2 separate regions of the Mus musculus genome follow, and region 2 is linked to region 1. A link is a loop called in an ENCODE intact Hi-C map of the cell type or tissue named here. Cell type or tissue: heart. All regions are shown on one strand. Each heading gives the region's core, and the rest is flanking DNA. Links, peaks and the distances in the headings are about the cores only. Region 1 holds the start of Myh11 (myosin, heavy polypeptide 11, smooth muscle). Region 2 overlaps Nde1 (nudE neurodevelopment protein 1).

The links. A loop is a pair of places that touch in the nucleus more often than their neighbours do. Peaks named below come from ENCODE experiments on the same cell type or tissue, not always from the same donor. Only the 100,000 strongest peaks of a DNase experiment are listed, where the experiment ranks them.
Region 2: it touches region 1 in a loop (12-fold over the local background); 1 of 42 quality-filtered maps calls a loop at or near these places.

The regions. Positions count from the first base shown.
Region 1 is chr16:14,286,818-14,295,550 of GRCm38, forward strand. Myh11 (myosin, heavy polypeptide 11, smooth muscle) reads right to left here and starts at 4,591. Exons shown (of 41, transcript NM_001161775.1): 1 at 4,459-4,591. In heart, for the core only: a CTCF peak has its summit at 4,670 (motif pointing left); a DNase peak (open chromatin) is centred at 4,564; H3K4me3 peaks cover 1,278 bases; H3K27me3 peaks cover 2,500 bases.
Region 2 is chr16:14,178,465-14,187,197 of GRCm38, forward strand. Nde1 (nudE neurodevelopment protein 1) reads left to right here. Exons shown (of 9, transcript NM_023317.2): 5 at 5,012-5,148; 6 at 7,230-7,409. Among named protein-coding and RNA genes, the nearest start is that of Nde1, 20 kb to the left of the region's middle. In heart, for the core only: no CTCF peak of the experiment used is centred there; no DNase peak of the experiment used is centred there.

The sequences.
Region 1 (8,733 bases), core at 3,316-5,815:
TGAATATGCAAATATCCCAAAATCAAAAAGAATTTAAAAGAAAAGAAAAGGAAAATCCAGATCACTTCTGGTCCTAGGCACTTCTGATAAGCAATAGTTAGCTCCTACATAGGTACTTCCTCAAGCACCACTTATACATGGAGTCATGTGCCAAGTAGATTGTATTAAGAGTATATATTTGGTAAGCTATCAAACTTCCATATAACAGAATACTAGGCACCAGATAAAAAGAAGCATACAATATGAAGAATGATATGAAGATATAGAAAAGATAGTGAAGATTTGTGATAAGGTGAAATATGTTTTGTAAAATGCCAGGATTTGAATAAATGAGAAATTTGGCTTAGAAAAAAATTTAGAATGATATTTAAGAATGTTTGTTAGCCGAGCAGTGGTGGCACATGCCTTTAATCCCAGCAGATTTCTGAGTTTGAGGCCAGCCTGGTCTACAGAGTGAGTTCCAGGACAGCCAGGGCTACACAGAGAAACCCTGTCTCGAAAAACCAAAAATAAAAAATAAAAAAATAAAATAAAACAAAAAAGAATAAAATAAAAAGAATGTTTGTTAGGAAAAAATGGAGGGAAAAAAAAAAGGGAGAAACATGCTTATTTGGAACCAGAGGGATGGCTAGAATGACTTATGGCTTAAGACACTTGTGAGGTTCTCTGTCATTGGTTGCATGTTTTACTAGGGGAGGGGCAGGAAGGGACAGTTATTCTTTGGCCCGTTTCAGGAGCACTTTGTACACCACAATCCACAGATGCTGAAGTCCCTTCCATGACAAGCTGTAGTGTTTGCATAGCATCTTGAGCAACCTCCCAGCTGCCTTGAAGGGTGGCAAACATAGTTCTCCTGCTGCATGACTCAGGGATAGGGACAAAAAAGAAGGTCTGTATGTGTTCAGCTCAGATGCTGTTAAAAATGAACTTCTAGATTACAGTAGACTAGATTCATCTGTAGGGACCCATAGCCCAGAGAGCAAGTGGACCTGAGTGAAACAGGTCAGGTCCCCACCCTGTTGGCCATTCTGATGAGAATGGTTCCCTGAAACTCAGATGCATCATGGTAACCTGACCTTCCCTTGCTAGAATACTGGGCAGTTTCCTTCTCCCTTCAGTTCTAGCTTGCCTTTCTCCAACTCTGTGTCCCCTGGTCCTTAAGGCCTGTAGATCAATGTGATTAAATGTCACCAATGACAAAAAGAGAACCAGGGAGCAAAGGGGCCACTGTAAGAGCCAGGCAGACTTCTACCATGCACAGGAAGGAGATCCAATAAGAGTCTAAAGGAATAGTGATCACAACTGTGCTAGTAGAACTGGTCAGAAAGTATGCTGGTAACATGAGAGGTTTCAAAAAAGGAGCTGGCTTTGAAAAAAGATTTACACAAAAGGAAAATTAGGGGTAAGTTTCTGCTTTAGGGGAAAGACCACACTTTGGATTTTCTGGCTTATTGATACCAGCTGTGTCACACAGAGCACACTCCTAAACATCTCTAGTCATATAAATTACCATCAGATGAACTTTGCTGGTGTCAGCCTTGTGTCAAACCCTTCAAATGGGTCATCTACTGAAAGCTCCCAAAAGGGCATCCCTTAGGCTCTGGAGTTACAAGAACCTTAGTTTGTGAGAGCCCCCATCTTTGATAGATAGAACAAAGATATATATGAATGATTTATTTATTTATTATATATAGGTACACTGTAGCTGTCTTTAGACACTCCAGAAGAAGGGGCATCAGATCTCATTACAGATGGTTGTGAGCCACCATGTGGTTGCTGGGATTTGAACTCAGGACCTTCAGAAGAGCAGTCAGTGCTCTTAACAGCTGAGCCATCTTTCCAGCCCCCTAGAACAAAGTTTTCAAAGCCCACATTTATGAAATGGAGGGAAGACTATTAGTACTGATTCCAAAGGGCTACTGTGCGACTCCAATTAATGAACCTTTCTCTTTTGCTGCAGCCGTGGGAATCCAACCCTAGCTAAGTGATCTTCGACTTCTGAGAAGACTAAGCAAGTGCTACAAAAAACGTTAAGACACTGGCTTGTTCTCAACAGTCCCATTTTGCAGATGGGAAAATGATCAGGGAGGCCAACAGCAACAACATATTTTTAAAGATCAGCTGATTTCCAGGTAGCCCAGGCTGGCTTTGGACTCACTCAGCAGCTGATTTCCAGGTAGCCCAGGCTGGCTTTGGACTCACTCAGCAGCTGATTTCCAGGTAGCCCAGGCTGGCTTTGGACTCACTCAGCAGCTGATATGACCTTGAACTCCTGCCGTCTTACCTCTCAGATGCTGGGGTTGAAGTTGCGCACCATTAGGCTGGGGTTTGATTTTTTTTCCCATTTTTTTTTCCTGAGATAGTGTTTCCTATTGTAGTCCAGGATGGCCTGAACTTGCTATGTATTCCAGGTTAGCCTCAAACTCTCATTAATTCTCTCACCTTAGCCTTCCTTCCAAATGCTAGTATTATAGACATGAGCCACTATACCTGGCAAAATAATGTGGTTAAGACCTTCTGAGTATTTGAAATAGGATATAGTTTTCTAAATTACTCAATGGTTCATCAGATGTAAATACCACCTGTTCTTATTAAATGTATGGAAGACAGGAGCTAATTTCCACCAGAAAAAAATATACAAATAGAACTTCCAAATAAGAAGAGAGAGGGAAAAAAGAGCCTCACTGTCTTCTAAGTGCCCCCCATCTCTACAGGGAAAGACGGTGAAGCACCCAGAACCCAAGCCAGCCAGGCTGCATAGCAAGGCTGGGTGATTGGCCAAGGGGGCTGGGGATGGCCTCGTAGAAAACACTACCATACAAGGGCATGTCTGCCTCCAGCCCAGCCTCTCACAGAAAAGTAATGATAAATCCATAGTGACTACCTTGTACGGAAGAGAGGCTCTATTTCAGATATAACAATGAAAGTCCATAGTGCTTATGAAGCAAACCCACAGGTTTCTCCAGGGTGGCTCAGCACGGGCGTGTTTTGGGGTCACCCAGCCTCATGGACTCCTACCACATCTGTTTCTCTCTAGGGAACAGCCTTTGTCAGTTTAAATTGGTAGAAGGTTTCAATCTTCTTCAAAAAGTGGTGGAGTCCACCAGAAACAGGAGTCCAACAAATTTTGGTTTTCAGGAAAGACAAAGAGCTGTCACGACAAGATGATCAACTTCGTGATGAAGTGTATATAATGATTCAAATAACTTGATTCCACTGAAGTGCTGTTAAGTACCTGGCTTGTTAAGTGTGCCATCAACCACATCAAAAAAGAGAAGGTGTTCCTTGCCATGAGAGACTTTTGGACCTGTATGGTCAAGCTCTCTTTCTTTAAGTCAAGTCTAAAATAGCATCTTGAAGTAAACTGAGCAAGAGAAGAACCTTCACCAGAGGACACAGAACGGAGCAGAGCAGTGTGCTGAACACAGCCGGACGTCCCTTCTTTCCCAGCAAGCTCCATGGCTTCTCGCAGTTCTTAGAGGTAGAACCTAAACAGCCTAGTCCCGGCTTTCTAAAAGGTTTCTTTTGTTCTCTGACAGACATAACTTTGAAAGGTGCTTTCCAAACAATTCTGAACTGGAATCGCAGAACTTTCTCCTGCTAGTTCCTCTCTCTGTCCTAAGAGTAACCTTCCCACTGAGGAGCCCCAAACCCAGCGCCTGCTCACTCGGTGCACCTGGGGGTGGGGAGGCAAATGGAGCCTCCGCACCCACCTGGACATCTGAGGCCCTAACCAACCAGGAGAAGAACTCCCTTGTTAATTCACAGAGTCTGGGGTCTGGAAGGGAACAGAGTGAAAGAAACTAGCCATATCTTACAATAAGCAGCCTTGTCTACCAGTAACAATCCACAGCAAAATCACCTAAGTAGATGGAAAACACACACACACACACACACACACACACACACACACACACACACACACCACAGCCTGTGCTCAGAACTATCAACACTTTCACCCATGTTTCTGAGTTACTTTGTGCAATGGTCAGTGGATTATCCATCCCATGACCTAGTCAGACTAACCTTGGGTTCCGATCACCATCCCAAATACTGGGATTTGAACCCAGGACCCGCAGTGCTCTACCACAGCACATTTGTCCACTGTGCAGCCTATAAACACTGGTTGGTTTTTAAGTAGACCATTTTGTTTTTTAGACTCTAGTCTTAAAATACCTGGAATTGGGCCCAGCCACCAGAATCTTTAATTGCTTACTCCACTTTCCCAGGTGGTTCTGCTCATGGGCAACCTGGGGATGCTGGTTTGACGTGGTGGGTAGTGGGGGGGGGGAGGGGAGTAATCACAGGAGGTCTAGAATGATCCTGTACCCGGCTTCTTCCCATTGTCCTTATAAGAGATAACAATCAGGACCCCTGGAGTCCCCACTCCCAGGAGGATGCTTTAGAAGGCTTAAACCCACCACCCAGGCTTGCCCCTAAGGGACCAACTCTACTTACAGATCTACTCCGGGGGTGGATTAGCAGGAGGACACCGGATGGAGAGCTCGGATCTGGCACTGATCCCAGGCTGGGATGGTCCAAATCTCTCTGTAAGCTTCGGACGCCTGGCTTTATAGAGTCAGCGCTATCTGAGAGTGGAAAGGGGAGGTGGCTGTCGGACGTCCGAGAGTGGGAGGATCCTCTTCCCTTCGCGGCGCCCCCTGCAGGTGAGGAACAGAGCCGCACTGACCCACAGCCTCAGGCTTCGCTCCCTGTAGCCACCCAGATCCTGGGTCCTTACAGAAAAGGAATCCGGTATACAGAGTCTGTAGGGAAACGTGAGAATTTCTCCCCCTAGGTCCATTCCAGCTGGATTTTAACCTCTTCCTGTTCATACATACTGGAGGCTTGATACCTCCCACTCTCCTTCATCCCCTCTTCATTCACCTGCCACCTCTTAGATCTGAGGGCGGTTGTGTTTAGCAAAGGGAGGGGAAAGGTGATTTTTTTTTTTTTTTTTTGAACTCTGCAAGGTGCAAAGCAGGTCACCGCATATCCTCCAGTGACTGCTGGGAATGTGTGGGAAAAGAAAGGGAAACTTGTTTTTCCTAACTTGTTCTTTGCAGTTCCATTCATGCTACAACCAAAATTAAATATAATCCCAGGGTGCCTGGAACCAATAACGTGGTTTCTCTGAACATCGTTGAAAAGCGGGGTGCTGCTGGAGAAAGAGTGCATTATGGCACTTGGAGGATGCGTGCTAAGACCCTAAGAGAATGCGGGGTACTTGCTGGTCCCCCGCAAGTTCACAGCTGTCCCCCCTCAGCAAGGGATACTTCTCAATCTCTTTCCCTTAGCCCTGTATGGATCTAGGTCCCTGTCTCCCTGTCTCTTTTGTCGGACCTGACACACTCTCCATTACACTCTAGCTTTGATTTCCCTGTGACGATTTTTGTTCTGTCTCTATCATTTCATCTGTTATGTCCCTAAAGTCAGTTTCTTTCTCTCTCTCTCTCTCTCTCTCCCTCCCCCTCCCCCCCCCCTTGCACACACACCACTCAGGCCATAAAAGGAAGTCGAGGCAGAGCTGGCCCCACGCCAGACCGGGGACGCCTCGCTCCCCGCGCGCGGACCCTCGAGGTCCCGGGCTGGTCCTCCCTCCTGGGCCTGGGCGGGAGACAACCCAAAAAGGCCAGGCGCAATTCTCGAAACAGGAATTCCCAGCGTGGCATACCAGCGGGGCTCTGGCTCCCCCTGACTAAATATGGTCCCGCGCAGCCTCCCGCTGAGCCCGCGGGGCGGTATAGGGACCCCAGTGCTCAGACAGGAGCTCCAGACCCAGGTGCAGCTGGTTCTTCCAACCCAAGGATGATTCTGGCCAAACCTGCCCCAGCCCTATTTTGCAGGCCAGAAGACTGAGTCCTGTGAGGGTCCTTAGCAAGCTCAGTACTGTTTAATACCAATGTTCACTCTGGAGAGCTGAGTTACGGATCACTGTGTACAAAGCCAACAGGGGTGCTGTGTGGCCTTTCATATCCCAGCCCATCTGGACCCCTTCCATATCCGTCCAGGACCAAGCTCACCTGCTTCTCAGACTTGAAAACATCTGGATCTTGGTCCTCCCCATCCCCATTCCTAACCCCATCCCAGCCTCACTGGGCAGCAATACACAGAGCCAAGGACAGCAGCTTGGCTGCCTCGATGTAGAGGTGGGGGAGGAGCCCTCCACATGATGGACGAGGCTGCTTCCCCAAAGCCTCTTCGCAGCTGCACGTAAAAGGAATGGAAACCGTCTGGGCATTGAGCCCAGGAGGAATGGAAGAGGGAAGCCCAGGACCCACCTGCACCTATCCCAGTCTGGAACCAGCCCAGAGCTTGCCATCCCCGTGTTAGGAAGGAAGGGCACTCCCGCAGCAGGCCTCAGTGAAGTCAATTCCAAGGAGCACAGCTGAGTTTTAAAGAATGGTATCAATTTTGAAACAAAACTAATTTCAGTACAAGGAGAGACTGGGTCAGTAAGACTGGTCAAAAGCACTTGCTGCCCAAGACTGCCTTGAGTTCCATCCTTAGGAGCCACGTGACTGAATGGAACACATCATTCTCTGACTTTCACGTGTAAGCAGTAGGGCACCCTGCTCCCCAATCAATTAGTGTTAGCATTTTTTTTTAATGGAAACTGTGTTGTGCATGTGGTAGATGTGCACACCCGTCAATCGCAGATGTCAGTTCTCAGGACCCATCTACCACAGGGTCTCACTGTATACACAGTTCTAGCTCGTTGGCCTCAAACTCTGTGTAAACCAGGCTGGCAACAAACTTGCTTTACACATGCTGGGATCCAATGTGTGCACATCTGACATTGATTTTGTTGTTTTTACTTTGTTTTTGAGACAGTCTCTCACAGCTGGGCTGGGATGCTTGGTGGTTACAGTGTGTCTGTTGTCCAGTGCCGTCTGGGTGTCTTTATATAAGTGTTAGAGATGGAATTCAGACCTCATCACCTCAGTCAAGAAAGGGGAAACTTTACTGCTTTCTTTACATCTAATGCCCAGAATGATGGCATGAAGTAGGTTCGTCAGCATCTACTGCTGAGGATCCAGGTTTGAAAGAGTATATATCATCTGGCCAATAAGAGCAAGGTTAACAGAGGAGCTGAGATTCCAACCTGGGTCCATTCATGGCATGGCTGGTGGTTACACTGTGTCTGTGTATACATTCTCGAGTGTGGGCGTCAACATTGTGTCCATAAGTTGCCCCTCCATTTTATTTTATGAGCATCTCTCACTGCACATGGAGCTTGTTGATTCTGCTAGGCTGCTAGACTGCAGAGCCGGACAGCAAAGCCCAGGGACCCCCCTCTGTCTGTCTTCCCAGTGTTGGGATTCTTGCTGTAACTACTGAGCCATCTCCCCAGACCAACTTACTGTTCCCCCGAGTCTTGAGTGTTGCTCACAATAGGCAAGCGCTGTCCCACTGAGGCCCAAAAGTCTGATCTCAGCCCTGCTAAGCACTAGCCAAGAACCTCTGGGGTTATCCATGTCCTTATGTGACACTGCCTTAGGAAAGGCTTTCTGCCTTCCCCCACCTTGCTGGGTTGTTAATGACAGTGCCGGCCTTGTATAAACCACCCATCCCCTCCTGGCATGCTTGGGCAGTACCCAGGGACAGTATGTTCACTTCACAGTCACTTGGGAAGTTTCTGTCCACTGTGAGAAGTTCCGATATCTGAAGTCTTCAGAAGGAAGTTCTACCTAGAACAGGGTAGAGGCTTCTATTTTTCTTGTGGTTGAAGAGGTCATTTATTGTAAGAAGAGGAGAAAAGTCACTTAACAAAATGCTCCTTTGGGTGGTGTCAAATAAATTGTATGTTTTTCTGTGATGGGAAGTGGACGATGAAGGGGAAATTTCTCTTTGGGGTCTTTTTTTTTTTTTCTAGCAAATAGTTTTAAATAGCTATTGGCTTGTAAAAGCCTCAGTATGTGATGCCCTCTAGCTTTAGGAAAATCAAAGATTGTATCCAAGCATGGCTGACTCTTGCAGGTGCTAAAGATTTAATCATTTAAAACTATATCAGCTGGCCTGAGGAGATGGCTCAGTGGGTAAGAGTGCTGCTGCTCACTGTACAACACCCGTGTAAAAAGTGGGACATGGCCACACATACCTTTAACGGGTGTGCTGTGAGACAGAGACAGGAGGCTCACCGGGGCTTGCTGGCTACCAGCCTAGCTCCAACAGGTTCAGTGAGAGACTCCTGTCTCGAGGGAATAGAGCACAGTGACAGGCCACCTGACATTCTCCTCTGGCCTCAAATGCATGTGTGCGTACGCACACAGACACAGACACTCAGACACACACAGTTTCATCCCAGGTCCATGGAAGATCTGTCTCACAGATCAGTGGGAACTGTTCCAAGCCCAGGCACTGGTCACCACTGGGTCTCAAGGCAGGAGACTGCACCTGCTGTGCTGTTTCCTCTTCACTCATGTCCCATTCTGGTCTTCCTATAACTACAGATGATGTCTCTATTGGAAAGGCCTCCATAGGGAATGGTCAGAAGCTTTGCATTTTCATAAACCTACACATGTTCTGGGTGGTGGGTTGAATGAGAATGTCCCCAGAGGCTCATATGTTTCAATCTTTGGTCCCCACTTGGTAGAACTGGGACGGTATAGGAGCTGTAGCCTTGTTGGAGCTGTGGTCTTTTGGAGGAAGTGAGTCACTGGGGTGGACTTTCAGGTTTCTAGAGATCATGCCATTCCCAACTAGTACTCTCTGCCTCCTGCGTGTGGATCA
Region 2 (8,733 bases), core at 3,800-6,299, 110 kb before region 1:
GCTGGTTTTCTGTCACTACAGCTTTTTTAATACAATTCTCTGAAGATGTAGAATCAATAGCACTGCTTTCTGTTCCAGCATTTATTTCTGGATTTATATTTGGTCCAGTCTACAGCGGGTAGGATATGTCCTGGCTAGTTTTATGTCAACGTGACTCAAGCTAAAGTCATCTGAGAGGAGGGAAGCTTATCTGAGAAAACACTTCCTTAAGATCAGGCCTGTAGGGCAGTTTTTAAATTAGTGATGATGGGGGAGGGCCCAGCCCTCTGTGGGTTGTACCATCCCTTAGCTGGTGGTCCTGGGTTCTTAAGAAAAACAGGCTGAGCAAGCCAGTGAGCAGTACTCCTTCCTGGCCTCTGCGTCACGCCCTACCTCCAGGTTTCTGCCCTGCTTGAGTTCTTGGCCCAGCTTCCTTCAGTGATGACTCCTGATGATGTGAGAATGTAAGCCAAGTCACATTCTGAAGTGGCCAGTGTCATTTTCACATACACACCTTTTATAAAAAGCCGGTCACACGGTCAGAGGCTGAGAGTGTATTCTAGCCACAGTGAGGCTCCAGCAAGAATGTAGGTACAGGAACAGGTGAAGAGTTACGATCAATAATGCCATGCTCCGCAAGAATTTAGTACATTCACATAATTCAATGTCAGGCCCCCTCCTCCCAGTCTCCCCTCACACAGTTCCGCCTCCTCTGAGAAGTCTGAGGCCACCATGGGTATCACCCACTCTGGTAGACCAAGTCACTGCAGGACTAGGCACATCCTCTCCCATGCAGTAAGCACACTTAACCACCGAATTATTCTCACCAGCTCAAGGGATGTTTGTTTGTTTGAATTTTTTAAAGGTTTTAAATTTTTATGTGCATGGTATTACAGTGCCTACAGAGGACAGAGAGGCCATTGATCCAAAACTGGAGTTAGAGACAATTGGAAATTGCCATATGGGTGCTGGGAATTGAACCTGTAGAATAGCAGTCAGTGCTTTTAAACACTGAGTTATCTCTCCAGGCTCTTTTTAAAAGATTTTAATTGTGTGTTTAGATATTTATATGTGAGTATAGGTGCCAGTGGATGCCAGAGGTGTGGATCCCCTGGAGCAAGAGCCTGATGGGGTGCTGGGAACTGAAAGTGGGTCTTCTGAAAGAGCAGTGCAGCTTGTACTCCTAACTGCTGAGGTATCTCTAGCCCCAGGGGAGTTTGGGGTTTTTTGGTTTGGTTTTACGGTTTATTTATTTACTTACTTAATTAATTATTTATTGTATGTGAATGTTCTCGCTATATGAACACCTGATGCCAGAAGAGGGCATCAGATCCCAGGATAGATGCCTGTGAGCTACCATGTGGCTGCTGGGAATTGAACTCAAAACCTCTGGAGGAACAGACAGTGCTCTTAACCACTGAGCTCTCTCTCCAGCCCTGTTTGTTTGTTTTTAATGGAAATTCAAACACATAGAAAAGAGATACTGTTTATAGCACTCTGTCATGAAAGTGGGAGGGTCTCATGAGACCCCTATTTCCCCTCAAGGATTTTTGAGTAGTTGCTAATGGTTGCAGCTAGTAGCAGAGATTTTCCTTTAATGGTGCAGCACTCTAAGATGGCCATACCCCTGGGAGCCACCCTCACTAGCTCGTTGGGTCATATAAACACATACACACACACTAAAGACATGAAAACAAAAGAGGATAGTGGAAGAGTGTAGGGGACAGAAAAGGGTAATGAGTGGTTATGGTAAACATGATCAAAATGATGTTCTTGTATGAAAATGCCATAAAGAAACCTTTATGTATAATTAATATATGCTGATAGAATAAAATAAAAGGCATTGTTATTCCTCCACCTCCGGTCCCCCATAATGGAACACTTTGTACTCTGAGTTGTACATCTTGCTTTTCCACTTAACAATGAATGCTGGAGATACTATCTGTTGAAGGATACAGAACACCCTTGATCTTTTTTCCCACACACATATGTAATTGTCTACTGAATGACTCATTGGCTGATACCATGATGCCTTACTTATCCAGGGTCCTGGGGGCGTGTCTGGCTAGTCTTAGTTCCTTTACTGATCAGAGTCTCGGTAATGAGCAACCTCCCACGATGTGTGCCTGTGCCGTGGGGTTCCATAAGTGGAGTGGCTTATCTGAGGACACAGGCCTGTGTGACACGGATAAGTATTGTCCATCTATTTATATTTTACTAATTTATATTCCCAGTGGCCAATTCCCAGAGTACCAATTCCTCATTTTCCAAGTAGCTTCCTTAACACAGTGGACTTACATAGTGGACACTTAGGATTTCTGCCAATCAAATAGAAGAGAAATGGGTTAACCTCGGTTTTGAATTCTAAATGACTTGGAGCTATGGTAATCCATTTTCTCTGAGCTACATTCTCTCCCTCTCCCTCTCCCACATACTCCTCCCTCCCTCCCTCCCTCCCTCCCTCCCTTCCTGCCAATTCAGTCTTTGATATCAAGTCCAGAGCTTTCACATACTGGACAAGCTTTCTACCACTGGCCTGCGTCTCTCATACTGTTTTGTCCTTTTTGAAGGTGAAGCTTTAGGGAGAGTGAAGGGAGCCTTGTAAACATTTAGGCAGGGTTTCACATAGCTGAGGTTGGCCTTGGGCTCACCCTGTAGTCTCCCACGTCCACCTTCTAAGTATTGGAAATAAAGATGTGTCTCCTACCATATTTTGACATGGATTTATGTGGGTTTTCATTGTTTCTAAGGGACTTTCCTGTTTGTCTGTGACATGAGCAGAAAGTGTCTGGAAGGTCTTCTGGCTTTGTTTAGTAGATGCTTTGCTAGGCATGGGTTATTTGACGTTTATGTATTCAAGACAGTCACAGTTAGAGCTCTCTGTTGTCCAGTTGTCTAAAAAACCTTCCTTGTGTTTTGTTTGTTTGTTTGTTTGTTTTAGTTTTTTTAGTTCAAGAGAGGGCAGGGGGTTGAGATAGGGTTCTATATGTAGTTCAGGCTAGCCTTGAACTTGCAATCCTCATGTATTCGTCTCCCAAGTGCTAGGATTGCAAGGATATATCATCACACCTGACCTGTTATTTATTTTTGGGACCCTGGAGTCGTGTGACTGTCATACCTGTAGTGATTCTTTACAACTGGTCTTTCCAATCTGCCTCCTCTTGTGTCTGATGTGCCCCCCACCCCGACCTCCCTACCCCTGCCACTAACACCAATTGGTATTTTCTTATAAGATGACAAAAGAATTTTTTCTTTTCCATTTTCATATATGTGCAGTGTGCATATATGTATTTTTACTCGTGTTCACGTGCATGTGAGGCCTGAGAAGGTTAATGTTGAGAATCCTCATTGCTCTTATGCCTTAGTCATTGAAGCAGGATCTCTCAGTCAAACCCTGCGCTCACTCAAGTGGCTGGTTGGTTGGTCTGGCTAGTCCGCTTGCTCAGAGATCCTTTGTCTCCACCTTCCCTGACAGAATGTACAAGCAGGCTACCATGTCCACCTGGCATTCCATGGGCTCTCAGGATCTGAACTCTGGTCTTTGTTCCTGTAGCAATTGCTTTAACCATTGAACCATTGAACCATCCCAGTTTTTCTCCCTCATGAGCCTCCTAAGTACAGAGCATTCATCTGTTTTTTCAGAAATATCCACGTCCCTTCATCTAGAAATACCTAGATGTTTGATCTTTCTCATTGTTGTGACAGACAACAATGAAATATGTTGGAGACCTTGGGTCCCGAATGTCAGACTCCTGAATGTTTTCTGTTGTTGTCACTAGGTAGGCACCTTAGGTAGCTATCCCATTCACTTTCTCTGCAGACCCCTTGAGAGCAGGAACTAGCATGGCGTTAAGAGGCAGTGTTGAGTGAGTGAGCAAATTCAGCCTTCCCCTGCAACTGAAGGAGCAGGAACCCCGGTGAGTCTCACAGGGAAGAGCAGAGTGTTAGCTCTGGACCCCACTCCAAGCCTGCTTCCTTCTGCTTTAGAAAATGCAGTTGCACTGCCAGATGCCTTCTGGGGGCAGACGCAGGGAGGGCCATTAATTAAAAGTGCCAGCGCTGACTGAGCATATATCCATATAAAGTATGTGTCAGCTGTTTAGTCTACTTTATTCCCTGTCTCATTTCACAGAGGTGGCCTCCCTGTCCCTGCTTTATTATGAGAAACATCCAGGGAGAGTAGCTGGGCTAGAGTTAGCCACTTAACAGATTATTTATTACCGATTCTAAGTTACAGCCCGTCTCTGCCTTTATCACCATTGACCACTGTGCTCTAGTGAAATGCCTGCTCAAAATATGGCTGTTGGAGGACAGCGGCTCGGGGTCGAGTGCCAGAGCTTTTGAAACTTTAGTTTTTATCGTCGTGTGTGCATGTGGAAGAGAGGGTGGCAGAGGTCAGCATCGGGAGTCTTCCTCAATCACCCCCACAATATTTTGTTCCAGATAGACTGGCTGGGTGACTAGAAAGCCACCTAATGCTGGGATAAAAGGCTTACTCTGTACCCAGCTTTTTATGTGGGTGTTGGGGATCTCAAGTCGTGCTCAAGCACTTTAGTGACTGCAATATCACTTTAAAGTCACTAAGATTAATGCTGGTCTCTTTTCTGTCTCTTTCTCTGTCTCTCCCTCTGTGTGTGTGTGTGTGTGTGTGTGTGTGTGTGTGTATGTGTGTGTGTCCTTGTCCGTGTCCATGTCTGTGCTGGACTGTTCTGAATGTTAATTAGCATTCCTAGCCAAGCTGGGGCTGGTTGCTGTCAATGACTGGGCAGAGCATGTGGCCCTAATGCACAAGGCTTTAGGTCATCTTAGGCTTTACTGCTGCGTGGAAATTACCAGACTTGACCCTCAAGACAACCTGGTGTATCTTCTTAGCCCTGATGACTCTATTTTATAGGTGAAGAGCCTGAGGCCCAGGAGGCCCTGTGATACTTAGAACCACTCAGACACCTCTGCTGTCACATCATACAGGCCTTCAGGCACCGACAGATGCTGCCATTGCTATTTTGGGTAACTGTGTGCTTCTTCTACCCAGAGCCACAATCATGTCCCTGGAAGACTTTGAGCAGCGTTTGAATCAAGCCATTGAAAGAAATGCCTTCCTAGAGAGTGAGCTGGATGAGAAGGAGAATCTTCTAGAATCTGTGCAGAGGCTGAAGGATGAAGCCCGAGGTCAGAGGCTTTCTCTGTTTCTTCCCTGCATGGTGCTTTTCCATCTAAGACAACATCTGCCCTTGGCCTTGCCAAGCACTACCTTTCCAGGGAGTCTGGAGCTGTTCTGTACATGGGCCAGCCTCGGAGAGGCTGAGGGGCAGCTCTGTGTAAACGATAGCCGGGGTGGGGTTCTGGACTGTCAGCAGTTCTCAGGGATTACTGGAATGGCTGTCAGACACCTCATGTATGTCTGCAGGAAAAGTCTTGGGGTTCACAAATTCTGTCTTTGTTCATGGGCTTTGCCTCCTTAGTTCAGAATTGTTTCCTCAGAGAACAATTCCCACACATGCCAGACAGGCTTGAGTCCTGGCAGAAGCATAAGAGTTTCTTGGGGAGAAAAATGCCATTGTATTGCTGGCCAGCTTTTGGCTGTTGTGCCAGGCATGGAGTTCTTAGACTAATGGGACCTTCATTGGTAAGCCATCCTAGCTGCATTCTTAAGAGAGTTCATGCCAAGTCCTCGTTTCTTGTTTGTTTGTTTCTTCCAGACAGGGTTTCTTTGTATAACTGTCCTGGCTGTCCTGGAACTTGCTTTGCAGACTAGGCTGACCTTGAATTTACAGAGGTCTACCTGCCTCTATCCCTGAGTGCTGGGATTAAAGGTGTAGGCCACTATACCTGGCCCTTAATTCTTTTTAAATTAGAATTTAAATTTGATATCAAATGGTGCAGTCAGTAGGTAGGATTTAAAAAGCAATGGTCAATTTTAAATAGTTTTAGATTTCAGAGCATGTTGAATTCCGTTAGAAGTGCTCAGTGGGCCTGGCCATGGGGGTACACACCTGTAAGTGTGGGGGTCTGGGCATGGGGGACACACCTGTAAGCGTGGGGGACACACCTGTAAGCCCTGCATTTTGAAGGAGGATCAGTTCAAGGTCATCCTTGGCCTCATAGCAAGTTCAAGGTCAGCTGGGCTACAAAGACCACATCTTAAAACAAACAAACAAACAAACAGCAAAACCTTGGTTAGAAGAAATTCTTAAATGATTAATAAAGTCTATGCAAGTATTACAAAGTTTAAAGAACTTGGCACATATGGTCCAGAACATTTCCAATAGGAAATGTTCAACCTACACCATTAGTAATGAAGATACCAGCAAACCACAGGAATTTATTTTATGGGGTGTTAAACAGTTATTAAAATGAGTGGGCATTGGAAGATATGTTGTCTCGGGAAAGATGGCAGACCCTCATGGAAGGGGAGAGGATTAGTTACAGACAGGCATGTCCACCTGCTAATGATTCCTAAAATCATTTGTACAATACTCAGGAGTTTCCAACAGATGTGAACTGGGAGGGGGAGATCTGGAAGGTTAGGTGACTGTATACACTTGGGATCCCAGCACTCAGGAGGCTCTGAGATGATCTAGTGTTGACTTCATTCTGGATACACAGCAAAAAGGCAGTCAGTTGCTGAGCCAAGCTTGCAGCTCTGCAGAGGTCTGCCCTGTTTTCTGACTTGCTCGTCCTTGTCCCTTCCATCTCTTTACATACTGGCCAAAGCCCGGGCATGCTGGGCTCCTTACTCTTTCTCTGAAGCTCTCCACATTCCCCTGCACTGCCCTAACTCAAAAGCTGTGGCTTTCTTTCTTCCTTTCCTTTTAACTCTGTCTGGTAGCTGCTGAAATTTCAAGCCTGCCTGCTTGGAGTGTTTCCTTTAAACTTTAATAAAATTGTTCTCGAGCTTCACAAAACAACAAACAACAACAAACACAGAAGAAAACACAAAAATCAAAAAACAAAACTTGGTTATGTGTTCCAGACAGAAGAGAACTGGGAGGAAGCAAGTTTTCACTTAGGGTTCTGTCCATACCACAGTGTTACAATCTTTTTTAACAATTATGTTAAAGCTATAGCTTTTAAGTTCTTTTTGTATTTTATGCAGAAGAAGAGTGTGTTGTTTGCATAACTATTAAGGAGAGAACATGGTGTCCCTCCATTGAGGGTTTCCAGATAGATTTCTAGGTTGTACACTCCTATTTTGGCTGCATCCTCACCCAAAAGCAAGGACTCACATTCTGGACCCTTTCCCTGTGCAGATCTGCGGCAGGAATTGGCTGTGCAACAGAAGCAAGACAAGCCCCGGACACCCATGCCAGGCTCAGGGCAAGCCAAGAGGACAGACATGGCTGTGCAGGCCACAGGCTCTGTACCGTCTACTCCAGTAGCTCACCGAGGACCTAGCTCTGGTTTGAACACACCAGGAATGTTCAGACGTGGTAAGGAGGTGGGGCAGAAGGAAGTTTTTCTTTGATTTAAAGAGTTTGCCCTTATGCCAGTGGGGTGGTACAATCAACCCTAGCACTCAAGAGGCAGAAGCAGGTAGAGCCCTGTGAATTCAAGGCCAGCCTGGTCTACATAGTGAGTTCCAGGACTTCCAGGGCTATGTAGGAAGACCATGCCTCGGAAGGGAGGGAGGCAGAGAGAGAGGGAGGGAGAGAAGGAAAGAAAGAAGGAAGTTAAAAAGAGAAAAAACAAATAGTTTGCCCTGGTAAGAACCTGGTGTGGGTCCTCAGGGAGGTGGCTTGGGTCTGGCTCAGTTAGGAAGTAGTGTGGGAACGCTCAGTAGGGCAGGCTGTTGAGATCCTGTGATAAAGAACAGAAACTGTCTAGAAGGGCAGCAATCTCTGCCACAGAGGACATGGGTCCATTCTAGCATTCCAGGTATCCCTAGAGGCCAGAAATCTGAAGTTCTAAATGTTACACACAAAAGTCAAAACCATCATGGATTGAGCATGGTGGTCCATATCTGTAATCCCAGTGTTCTGGAGGCTGGGGCTGTAATTAAAAATTCAAGGCTAGTCTCTTGAACTGTGTGTTAGTTAGGGTTTTACTGCTGTGAACAGACACCATGACCAAGGCAAGTCTTATAAAGGACATTTAGTTGGGGCTGGCTTACAGGTTCAGAGGTTCAGTCCATCATCATCAAGGTGTGAGTATGGCAGCATCCAGGCAGGCATGGTGCAGGAGGAGCTGAGAGTTCTACATTTTCATCTGGAGGCTGCTAGCAGAATACTGGCTTCTAGGCAGCTAGGATGAGGGTCTTAAAGCCCACACCCACAGTGACACACTTCCTCCAACAAGGTCACACCTTCTAATAGTGCTACTCCCTGGGCCAAGCATATAAAACCATTACAAACTGGTCTACTTAGTGAGAGCCTGTCTCAGAAATCAGTAAATACTTATGAGGGGGAGGGGCTGTCCAATAATAGGTCTATCTGGAAATGTGCTCAGTATAATTGTTATAGTTAAAACTAAGATATTTGAGTTCTGCCCCCAGCCTCTTGGTTGATTTAGTCAGGCCACCAAAGGCAAATAGACAATTGCTGAATGCTCATTGTATGCTAGACAGTCTTTGCAACACGTCATATTAGGACCTCACAGAGCTATCTTCACAAGCCTACCCTACAGGTGGTAGTCCCATTTTTCAGGTGTGTTCACCAGTGTCCCTGAAGTCACCTAGCAGAGCGTGGCAGAGTTGAGGTTCTCAGCCAGACAGGCTGGTTCCAGGGCATAAGCCTCAGCTCACACTTGAACCTCGGT